Regions from separate parts of the Homo sapiens genome. Here all the other regions are linked to region 4. Evidence: chromatin loops called from intact Hi-C (ENCODE). Cell type or tissue: IMR-90. All regions are shown on one strand.

Region 1 (2,500 bases), 200 kb after region 4:
GTGTCCTTTCCCACAGCTTTGGACTTGGTCTTAGACTATCAGTTGTTAAGGTAAAAAAAATTATTTTTATACTGACTTGGAGATTTGACAAAAGTTCTTCTAGACACTAAGCATACAATAGATAGGGCTTTTTGTGATTTTTCCTCTTTAAGTATACAAGGCACGAAACCCTATAAAACATTACAAATTACCATACTTTCCCTGTATCAAAAATAAAAAAATTTACAGATTAACTTTTCCTTTATTCAAAATGGCACTAGTTGTAATGAGTTCCATAGTGGGGAATTATAGGCAATTGAAATATCTGCCTTGTTGAATAGAAGAAGGTGAGTAAGAACATTTATGTTGATTTTCAACCTCGAATGTTAGTCTGCGGATGTATGTGAGAAGTGGCAACACAGATCAGCTTTCTTAGCATTTATCTTGACTCTGGCTCTTAGGATGAATCACTTGTATCATAAGATTTGGGTTGCTTATCACTTCTGGAGATGCTTGTCTTTTTCTACCTACCTTTCTCTTGCCATGATCATGGGGAAGACTAGCACTATTTACTGAAATTCCAATGAGGCAATAACTTAGGAAAATGGCCATGTCAGTTATGACACCACTAAAAACCTGTTTAGTAAGAGAGCAGTTATGGGATTTTAAAAAACCATTGCAAATCACAGTCCTCCTTTAGCACTGAATCCTCCTTGACCTAATTCCCCCCCCCACCCCCGCCGCAACTCAGTTCCCCAGCTGAGCCTGTGACTTCAGCTTGTAAACTATCCTTGGCCTGGGATAGCCAATAAGGCAGCAAGATGCAGCTGTTCGACAGGGTGGCCAAAAATATAAGCGTAAAAGATGGATACATATTTTCCCTTTTTGATTGGTTTACATTTACCCCCGATTCATGAACATATTGTTTAAACTTGCTTTTCCAAAGCCCCATTAATCTTTGCTATTGGTTCGTCTCCTGTTTCCAAACATGACCTCACTCCAAGTGCCGCCCAGTGGTGAGCAACTCTGAAGTATTTTCTTTTCGCCATCCAAGAGAATCAGGGTGGAAGATTGCCGAGTTGGTGCTTGTTTAGGAGCTTTTCAAAATGAATCATTGGAGTGTGGGGATTTGATGTGGATTACTGGCCAAGTAATTATCGGAAGATATTAAGTATTGGAACTCAGGCTTTTGTATAAGTAGAATTAAAGCCCATGTCCTGGCACATGAGCTTGTCATTTGGGAGTGATGAAAATTATGTACCCTTGTTAGCATTTCTCAGTCCTTTTCATATTATCTCTCTCTCCAGTTACCTTCCCTGTTATTCAAAAGGTGATTTTGGGGTAAGATTCAAAGTCGTGAGATGAGGGCTGAATACAAGGTCATAGTTTTTCATTTGGTGTCTAATCTTCTATCTTTATTCTCCAAGGGTCCATTGACTTTTCTCTTTCTTTCCTCTCAAATGACAAAGAAACTGAGTGGTTAGCCCAGAGATTAAATTCCTTATCCAAGGGGCCACACAAGTCACTCTTAACCCATGAGCTATAAGTTACACCCCAACATAAATCTCTAAAGGTTGAGCAACTCTCATTTTTTTTTTCCCTAGGAGATAGGGGTGTTACCTTCAATTTTGTGATGTCTTTTTTCATTTTTAACAGATGCTACAGTTAATTGAGTGCTCCAGGAGTTCAAGCTGTTATCCCTTGTTAGATTTGCATAGCACATTGTGCTAAATAACTTTCATGTCTGAATGCCCCCAGAGATGATAATGCTGGAACCTTTTCATAGTCTAAAAAGGTTAACTCATCTGACTGAATACACTGAATACACATATACTAGCTGAATTAAAAAGTTTATGGAGAGTAGTCTAAAGGAATAAAACTGGAGCATTTCTCCCAAATTTTATGGTAATTTTTTTAAAAGAGAGAAGAAAAATATAGAATTTATCTTAAAATGAATTTAGTTGAGGAAGAGAGAAATCAGCAGCAGGTGAAAAAATGCCCCAGGAACTGGCAAGAACTGGTTTCATCCTGTGAGTTGAATTTTCATGTTTTATTTGTGTATGGTTGTTCCTTTTCAGATATGCCAGAGGGAAATAAAAAATAAGCAAAAGAAATCCCGTTTACCTGCCAGGGAAAAAGAACAAACAACCAGGGACTAACACCTCCCTTTTCTTCATCTCCCACATGGGGCTGACTGTACGCAGAGGGTGACTGGTATCATCACCTGGAGAATAACCACTAACACTTCTGTAGCTCTCTCGGTACCTGTGTCACACACTTTGCATGCCTCATTTAATCCTCTCCACAACATTATGAGCTAAGTACAGCAGATTAATATCCCCATTTTGAAGACACCGAAGCTAAGGTTTAAAGAAGTAAAATGCCTAAGGTCCCATGGCTGGGAAGTGGAAAAGCTAGGCTTCGAACCCATTCTGCCTGATTCCAGACCACATGCTCGTAAGTGCATCCAGTGCTATCTACATCCTTGGTACAGGATATCAGTCCTGTGCTCCTTTGGAGG
Region 2 (2,500 bases), 320 kb after region 4:
GCTACTCAGGAGGCTGAGGCAGGAGAATCATTTGAACCCAGGAGACGGAGGTTGCAGTGAGCCGAGATCGTGCCATTGCACTCCAGCCTGGGCAACAGAGTGAGACTCTGACTCAAAAAAACAAAACTGTTTTGAGTTTTGCTGTTCTTTTATTTATGTTGTCACACTCAGTGTAAGGTAGTTTATGAAAATCATTATATCTATAGACATTCTGTTTGTGAAAATAGAACTCACTTTATCTCTGACCTCTATTTTCCGTGATTTTTACATAACAAAGTACATAGTTCCTCAGGCCAACATATGGAAACCTAGAACAAATGGCTTCCAAGGCCCCTCCCAGTTGAATAATTCTGGTGAATTCCCTTTCCATGAACTTCCTGCCAGATGTTCCTCATGACTGATCTTATTTCCTTTATGCTTATGAAAGTGAGGCATAGCTTTTTTACAAAATTACTTAAGTGTATGTTATCAGAATGCAGCAGAGCAAAGCAAAGACCACGTAACTTGACACAGCCATGGCTAGAAGAGAAACCTTATCTGCGACAGATATTTTTAGTTGCCACTATTTTCTATCACACTAAGCCCCATTATTTTAGGCTATATGGAAATGGGTAAACTGAGGGGCTGTACCTCATAACAGCCTCATTTTTCACGTGAGAAACCTACTTTAGAGAAAGCTCTTAAGATGTGTCTTTATATACTTAGCCAGCAGATGACCACTTTTATTTTTTCCCTGCTAAGAAAATTCTTTTTTCAATTCCCTGGAAAATACTGTTGAGGCTGTCATGCTGTTGGGGGAAGAAAACATATTTCCTCATTTATATTGTGCCTGCTTATCTATATTTCTGCAAACATTTCAATCTTCCTCCCCACTGCATTTTTTACATCAGCCTTTCTAAATACAGTTCATGGTGTTCTGTTTTATGTCACTGTAACCCTGACTGCTATGTGGAAGCAGGTCCTGCAGTGCAGGAAGCCTGCTTATAATTGACAGATAAATCTGTTTTCTAGAAACTCTGCATTCCGCAGCAGCCCCAGCATATATGATTCTTAAATAATCGCTTTGCTTATTCCCCAAACAGAAGGCAGTCAAATCAACCAGTTTATTCTTCCAGAATTGCAAGAGGACTGCCATTCATTTTCCAACTTTTCCTTTTTTTTTTTAAGCTGCGGTTGTAAAAACTTGGTGTGCTTTGGGATGTGTCATCTCTTATTTCTTAAGGGTCAACTGTGTTAAGAGAGAGAAGGTCAACCTAAACAGTTCTTGGATTTCATTTCGGGAAATTCCAGGCCCCAGCTCAGCTCGTTCTGTGCATGTCCACCTACCGAGGCTCGGCCCTCTGTTGTTGCAGCTGTTGCTGAGTACAGAGCTCATTTATCCCCAATCAGCTGGAGCTTCCTGTAAGTGTTGGATGCTTTTCCCTATTGCTACTCAATTGGGATTTTTTTTACAAGATTTATCAAAACAGTTCCAGCTACATGGTGCTTTGGAATACATACCTCCAAAGTCCAATGACTTTTCAAAACACAGATACTATGCTAGTGGCAAACTATTAGAGATGTCAACTGCCTCACTTGGTTCAACCTCTACCATGTTGTAGGTGCCTCCATGCAGAATGGGGAAATGGAATGAGGAGTTTGAAGGAACACATGGAAAGTCTCTAAATTGTACCTCTCACCCCAACCACGCCATATTGGAATATACAAGACTGAAGAATTCAGAGTCACAGCCTTGACTCCAACTCCCTTGTTCTAAGATAAGAAGAATCTTAGTGATTTACCCAAGGTCATATGGCTGATTATGGCATTAGCCTCTTGTAATCCTTTTGATACATACGATCTTGAAAAAAAATCCAAAATCATAGACAAGGGGTTCATTTTTATAAAAAAATATTTATTCTTGTTATTATTTATCCTAGGGGTCTTGGAACATTGTGTTTGATGGCAATAGTTTTAATATGGCCGATTCTTTCTAACCTTGTCAGAAGTCTGTATTTTGATAAGATAGAAATATAGATTTATACCATATCTGTATAAACAGTCATCCGCATACATGTGTGTTCTGCTTCTATCAATAGCTCTTTTGTCTCAGGGATAGGAAATAAATGTGTCTGAATTTATATTAAAAAAACACCATCAAAGTAGTAAAATACACTAATCCACTGTGTATTACATAAGGCATTTAAATTCCGATAATTCATGTCTGATGCAAGCAGTAAGAATATGAAATAGTACACATTTATCTCTTTTCTTCATGAAAACTGGGGCAAAAATAATAATATTCTAAAATAAAGGAGAATACCATTTAAAAATTCAAGCCTCACCTCTCACTCTACTCCCGTTGCCTGAAAACATGCAGAGCTCCCTTTGATAGTTTGATTTTGAATCTATTGACTTAAAAATATCTCCACTAGTTTTTCAGGCCAGTCATTCTTCATTCTAACAAAAGTAGACTTCATTTTTGTTTTCATTATCTTTTAGAGACATTGGATTGCTGAAC
Region 3 (2,500 bases), 90 kb after region 4:
CAGAAGCATCAATTGAGCTCAGAAGTTAGAGTCAGCAGTGAGCTATGATCACACCACTGCACCCCAGCCTGGGCAACGGAGACTGTCTCTAAAGCAACAACAATAACAAGATAATAAATACTGTCTGTGACACAGGTATGAGGAGGTTGCTATAGAAGCTGAGCCAAGGGAGCCCCTACCTCTGGCCTGGGGGCAAGAGGAACCATTGAAGAAAATTTGAAACCTCTGAAATAGGCAGGGATAAAAAGTGTCCCAGAGACAGTTACACTATGTGAGAAGTAAATGGGAGGTGAGAAAATGGAACCAAGGTGGGTAGCTTTTTGTACTTTCGTAGATTTGCAACTGAGCTTCAGCAATATTTCTACCCTGATCTATGTTATTTTTATTTTATTTTAATTTTTTTTTTATTTGAGACAGAGTCTCACTCTATTGCGCAGGCTGGAGTGCAGTGGCACGATCTCGGCTCACTGCAACCTCCTCCTCCCAGGTTCAAGCAATACTCCTGCCTCAGCCCCCCGGTAGCTGGGATTACAGGCATGCACCACCATGCCTCGCTAATTTTTGTATTTTTAGTAGAGATGGGGTTTCACTATGTTGGCCAGACTGGGGTCGAACTTCTGACCTCAGGCGATCCACCTGCCTTGGCCTCCCAAAGTGCTGGGATTACAGGCATGAGCCACCATGCCTGGCCAATCTATGTTATTTTTAAAAGAAGAAGAGAAATAGATCAAGGAAGAGGAGAAAGACCTGGTTCCATAGATCTGACTCTGCAGTTTGTGTGCTGTGTAATAGAGAAAAGTTAGTGTCAATTTGGACATGGGCCAAATGACCTTTTGAGTCTCTTGTAGCACAAATGACCTGGAATCCTGTTTTCTTTATGATTATGAAGCTGGGCATAGGTATTCTGATGGGCACAGCCAAGATATTTAAGCCAACATTTGCTGAGAAACAGTGAAACTCATTTTCAGACATTTTTCCCCCATGACTGAGAAGTGTTAGGTTTTTGTCCAGCAGCAGTAGCTGTTGATTGCTGTTTTCCTGAGAGAGGGAGGCTTTTTTTTTTTTTTTTTTTTTTTAACATTCTGACACCTTTTTTTTCCCCTCCGTATCAGTACTGCTCACTAACCACATCATATGGTGATAAGAACTGAAATTACTCATTGACATTATCGTGGGGCTATTTCGAAAACATTATCTCATTTCATTTCCTAGAATATCATCAAGTCTCCACAATACCAGTTCCTTAAAGGAGAATGTTTTTGTTCCAACTGAAACCAAAATATTTTAGTGAATTTTGTCTTCAGTATTACTTCCTTCCTATTCTAATACTGTGGTCAAAAGTATAACTTTTGGCAAACTCTTTGCCATAGCGGAATCTGACTTAGTTTGCTGAATTTGAAGTTAGCTGTTTTCAGTAATTTCTTTTCTTTTTTTTTTTTTTTTTTTTTTTTTTTGAGATGGAGTCTTGCTCAGCCCCCCAGGCTGGAGTGCAGTGGTGTGATCTCGGCTCACTGCAGCTACCATCTCCTGGGTTCAAGTGATTCTCCTGTCTCAGCCTCCTGAGTAGCTGGGATTACAGGCACCCATCATCATGCTCGGCTAATTTTTGTATTTTAATAGAGATGGGGTTACTCCATGTTGGCCAAGCTGGTCTTGCACTCCTGACCTCAGGTGATCTGCCCCCCTCGGCCTCCCAAAATGCTGGGATTACAGGCTTGAGCCACCGCATGCAGCCTGTTTTCAGTGATTTGTCTTTACTCTTTATGTAGATTATCTGCATTGCAGATTACTTATTGTAATTTTCAAATCCTGGGCTGAATTTCTTTCATCATTTCCTGTGGATTTGTCATCTCTTTCCTCATCCTCACCCTCTATTCAGGCACCATGTAACCAGGCAGTTAGACAAAGCATTGTTTCATAGCTGAATCCATCACATATTTTTTTTATATATATTCCCAAAGGTATACAAATAGTTTTCATATTGTTTGAGAGTTTGATTTGTTTCCACTAACATAGAAAAATAGTTGTTTAATAATTAGACACTCCTTTTGTTTGATCTTGACTCCTTTTTCATGAGACCAGATGAAGTATTCATTAATGTTCCTATGAAATAATTATTTTGAAAACTTTTAACCAGTTCCAGTTTTTTTTTTTTTCACTTTTCTGATGTATTGATCATTCATGCATTCACTGACCATTTACACCATTTTTATATTGCTCTCTAAACTGCTATATTCAAAGCTAATTGTAGGCAACATCCTTAAATACAGTTAAAGCAATAATAGTTCAGGGGGACGAGTGTTAGCAGCATTTTAGGATATTCAGAGAAAGAGGTACAGTAAGACATCTTAGAGCTTCTGGGAGGCCAAGGGGCTTGCTGGCTAATGTTTCAACCATCAGAACTTGTTTGAGCAACAGTCTTGGCCCTACTACATGAGTCATAAACACCAGGATAGGCGATGCCTTCAGCCAGATGCAATGGAAAAGAGTTTGTTAACAT
Region 4 (2,500 bases):
TGATATTGAATCCATCAGTGATTCAAGAGATACACCTATTTGCCTAAAACAACCTAAGATGTATTGGTTATGGAATCATGTGTTGGATAGGTTCTTAAGACCTGTTTCCTCAAATCTTGACACAGTTTTCAAGGGTGGCTTATTGACTTGCACGGTTGGGCAGATAATCCAGATTTACCTAAGATTGGGTAAAAAAGTCATCTGTGACTTTGCTGGCAGGGCATTTGCTAAGTGGAGTACAGGATCTAAAAGGGTTTTCTTAGAAAGGGCAATATTGTCCAATGAAGTAAGCAGAAGGACTCTGGGTTAGAAGCATCTGCACAAAAACTGGTGAGACCTACTCTCCACTGCTCTGCAGCTGGATGGCTGATGGCAGGCTGAGCAGTGGGGAAGCAGGTTTTAACAACAGGGAGTCCTTCCAGGTCACTGTATATTGAGAAGAAACATAAAACTATTGTCTGTTACATTCCGAGGTCAGCCTTCTTCTTAACGTTTTATAATATGCAAATGCCAGCTTCTGGAAAGCAAGTATCATCATGTACCAAATGCTTTATACACCATCACATTCATGAATTTTTTAGCATGGTCAGAACTTGTGTAAATATGTCTCTTAGATGATTTTGGGGAGATGTGATTTATTTTTCATATTTTCAAAATGCATTTCATTTCAAATAAAGTTATCTATTGAGACAACCGACCTGTGGACCTTTTGAAGGCCTTGTTCAACTGGCACATGCATTGTGTGTTCCTGTGAAACAGAGATTCTGAATTGCTTGGGCATTCTGGGAAAAAAAAAGACCATTTTTGAGGTTGGGAATTCATCTTTTAAAAAATTCACTGGGAATTTGGAATATGAAAATTCGCTCAGGTATGTTGGTGAAAAAATTAGCTTTCAGAATGCTAATGAACTTTAATTGAATTTTCCATAGTTTCCCAGAGGACCAGAAACAGTTCCTAGTGAATCAGCTCAACAGCAATACCCTCTTGAGTCCCAGAGGTAGTCTAGTTCTCTTATGTCTCTTGGGAGGGTAAAGCTTTGTCTCTGAGTCATCCTTCAAACGGTATTCATAGACCTTCCTATTTTGTGTTGAAAGCAGAAGAGGGACTTGATTCTTTAAAGAAAAATAGCATAACTTTATTCTTACAATCTCCACTGGCATCTAAAAGCCTTTAAATCTCAAAAGACTTTAAAATAGGAAACTTGAAGGCATTTTTTTGTATCCCTTATGCCTTAGCATAGTCATGCATTGACAGCTTTACTACTCTAGTTTTTTTGTTTTGTTTTTTTTTTTAAAGAAAAAATGTGAGAAGACAAATTACTATCATGCTGAGGGGACTTCAGGGACACGGTGTGAAATAAATGTGTGTAGTAGGTGGTAGCCCAGGATTGGTAAGAGCCAGGATTTGAGAGTCATAGTACACGGGTTCAAGTCCCAGTTTCACAATTATTAGCTGTGTAGATCTTGAATTACTTAAACTCTTGGAAACTCAGTTGTTTCCTTTTCTGTAAAATGGAGTTTATAAAGGTACTTATTTTAGGGTGGTTGAGGAGATTTAATAAGTTAGGATACATAAAATTACTTAGAGCAGTGCCTGGCATCACTATGAAAGGAAGCTCCTTGCATTAGGACAGATAAACAGGTGGGGAATCATTATAGCCATATGAATATATAATATATGGTATTCTGAAGCTAGGCATTGTATTTTCTGAGATCTCAGCACTTATTTATTTATTTAAAACATAGTGTTGCTTTGTTGCCCAGGCTGGAGCACAGTAGCGCCATCTTGGCTCACTGCAATCTCCACCTCCAGGGTTCAGTTCTCCCACATCAGCCTCCTGAGTAGCTGGGATTACAGGCGTGTGCCACCACAATGGCTAATTTTCGTATTTGTAGTAGAGACGGGGTTTCATCATGTCGCCCAATCTGGTCTTGAACTCTTGACCACAAGTGATCCAGCTGCCTCGGCATCCCAAAGTGCTGGGATTACAGGTGTGAGCCACCATGCCTGGCCTCAGCACTTCTTTTTCAACGGTAAGAACAGTATAGTTGACCACATCCTTGTATTCAACTTTGAAAAAAGAGAAAAATACATTATAGAAATACTATTTACAATTTTATTATTATCATTATTTCTTTGGAGACGGAGTTTTACTCTGTCGCCCAGACTCTGAGATGCGGTGGCACAATCTCGACTCACTGCAACCTCCGCCTCCTGGGTTCAAGCTATTCTCCTGCTTCAGCTTCCCGAGTAGCTGGGATTACAGGCCCACACCACCACGCCTGTATTTTTGTATTTTTAGTAGAGACGGGGTTTCAGCATGTTGGCCAGGCTGGTCTCGAACTCCCGACCTCAGGTGATCTGCCTGCCTCAGCCTCCCAAAGTGCTGGGATTACAAGCATGAACCACCGCACCTGGCCAATTTTTATTATTTTTTAGAGACATGGTCTTGCTCTGTTGCCCAGACTGGAGTTCATTGGTGTGATCATAGCTCACTGCA

The links. A loop is a pair of places that touch in the nucleus more often than their neighbours do. Peaks named below come from ENCODE experiments on the same cell type or tissue, not always from the same donor. Only the 100,000 strongest peaks of a DNase experiment are listed, where the experiment ranks them.
Region 1: a loop joins it to region 4, with 5 times the contacts of the local background. A loop is called at or near these places in 49 of 110 quality-filtered maps.
Region 2: it touches region 4 in a loop (5-fold over the local background); 20 of 110 quality-filtered maps call a loop at or near these places.
Region 3: it touches region 4 in a loop (2.9-fold over the local background); 40 of 110 quality-filtered maps call a loop at or near these places.

What each region holds. Positions count from the first base shown.
Region 1 is chr12:75,819,441-75,821,940 of GRCh38, reverse strand. The region is part of intron 1 of LOC105369844 (a long non-coding RNA gene); the gene reads left to right. Among named protein-coding and RNA genes, the nearest start is that of PHLDA1-AS1, 210 kb to the left of the region's middle. In IMR-90, a CTCF peak has its summit at 980; a DNase peak (open chromatin) is centred at 870; H3K4me3 peaks cover 324 bases; H3K27ac peaks cover 1,883 bases.
Region 2 is chr12:75,704,984-75,707,483 of GRCh38, reverse strand. All of the region lies in intron 1 of LOC105369844 (a long non-coding RNA gene), which reads left to right. Among named protein-coding and RNA genes, the nearest start is that of KRR1, 190 kb to the right of the region's middle. In IMR-90, no CTCF peak of the experiment used is centred here; DNase peaks (open chromatin) are centred at 413 and 1,303; H3K27ac peaks cover 1,995 bases.
Region 3 is chr12:75,933,286-75,935,785 of GRCh38, reverse strand. No RefSeq gene overlaps it. Among named protein-coding and RNA genes, the nearest start is that of PHLDA1-AS1, 96 kb to the left of the region's middle. In IMR-90, no CTCF peak of the experiment used is centred here; DNase peaks (open chromatin) are centred at 1,185, 1,845 and 2,435; H3K27ac peaks cover 1,715 bases.
Region 4 is chr12:76,023,644-76,026,143 of GRCh38, reverse strand. PHLDA1 (pleckstrin homology like domain family A member 1) reads left to right here. Exons shown (of 2, transcript NM_007350.3): 2 at 1-697. Among named protein-coding and RNA genes, the nearest start is that of PHLDA1-AS1, 5.6 kb to the left of the region's middle. In IMR-90, no CTCF peak of the experiment used is centred here; DNase peaks (open chromatin) are centred at 323 and 1,033; H3K27ac peaks cover 1,295 bases.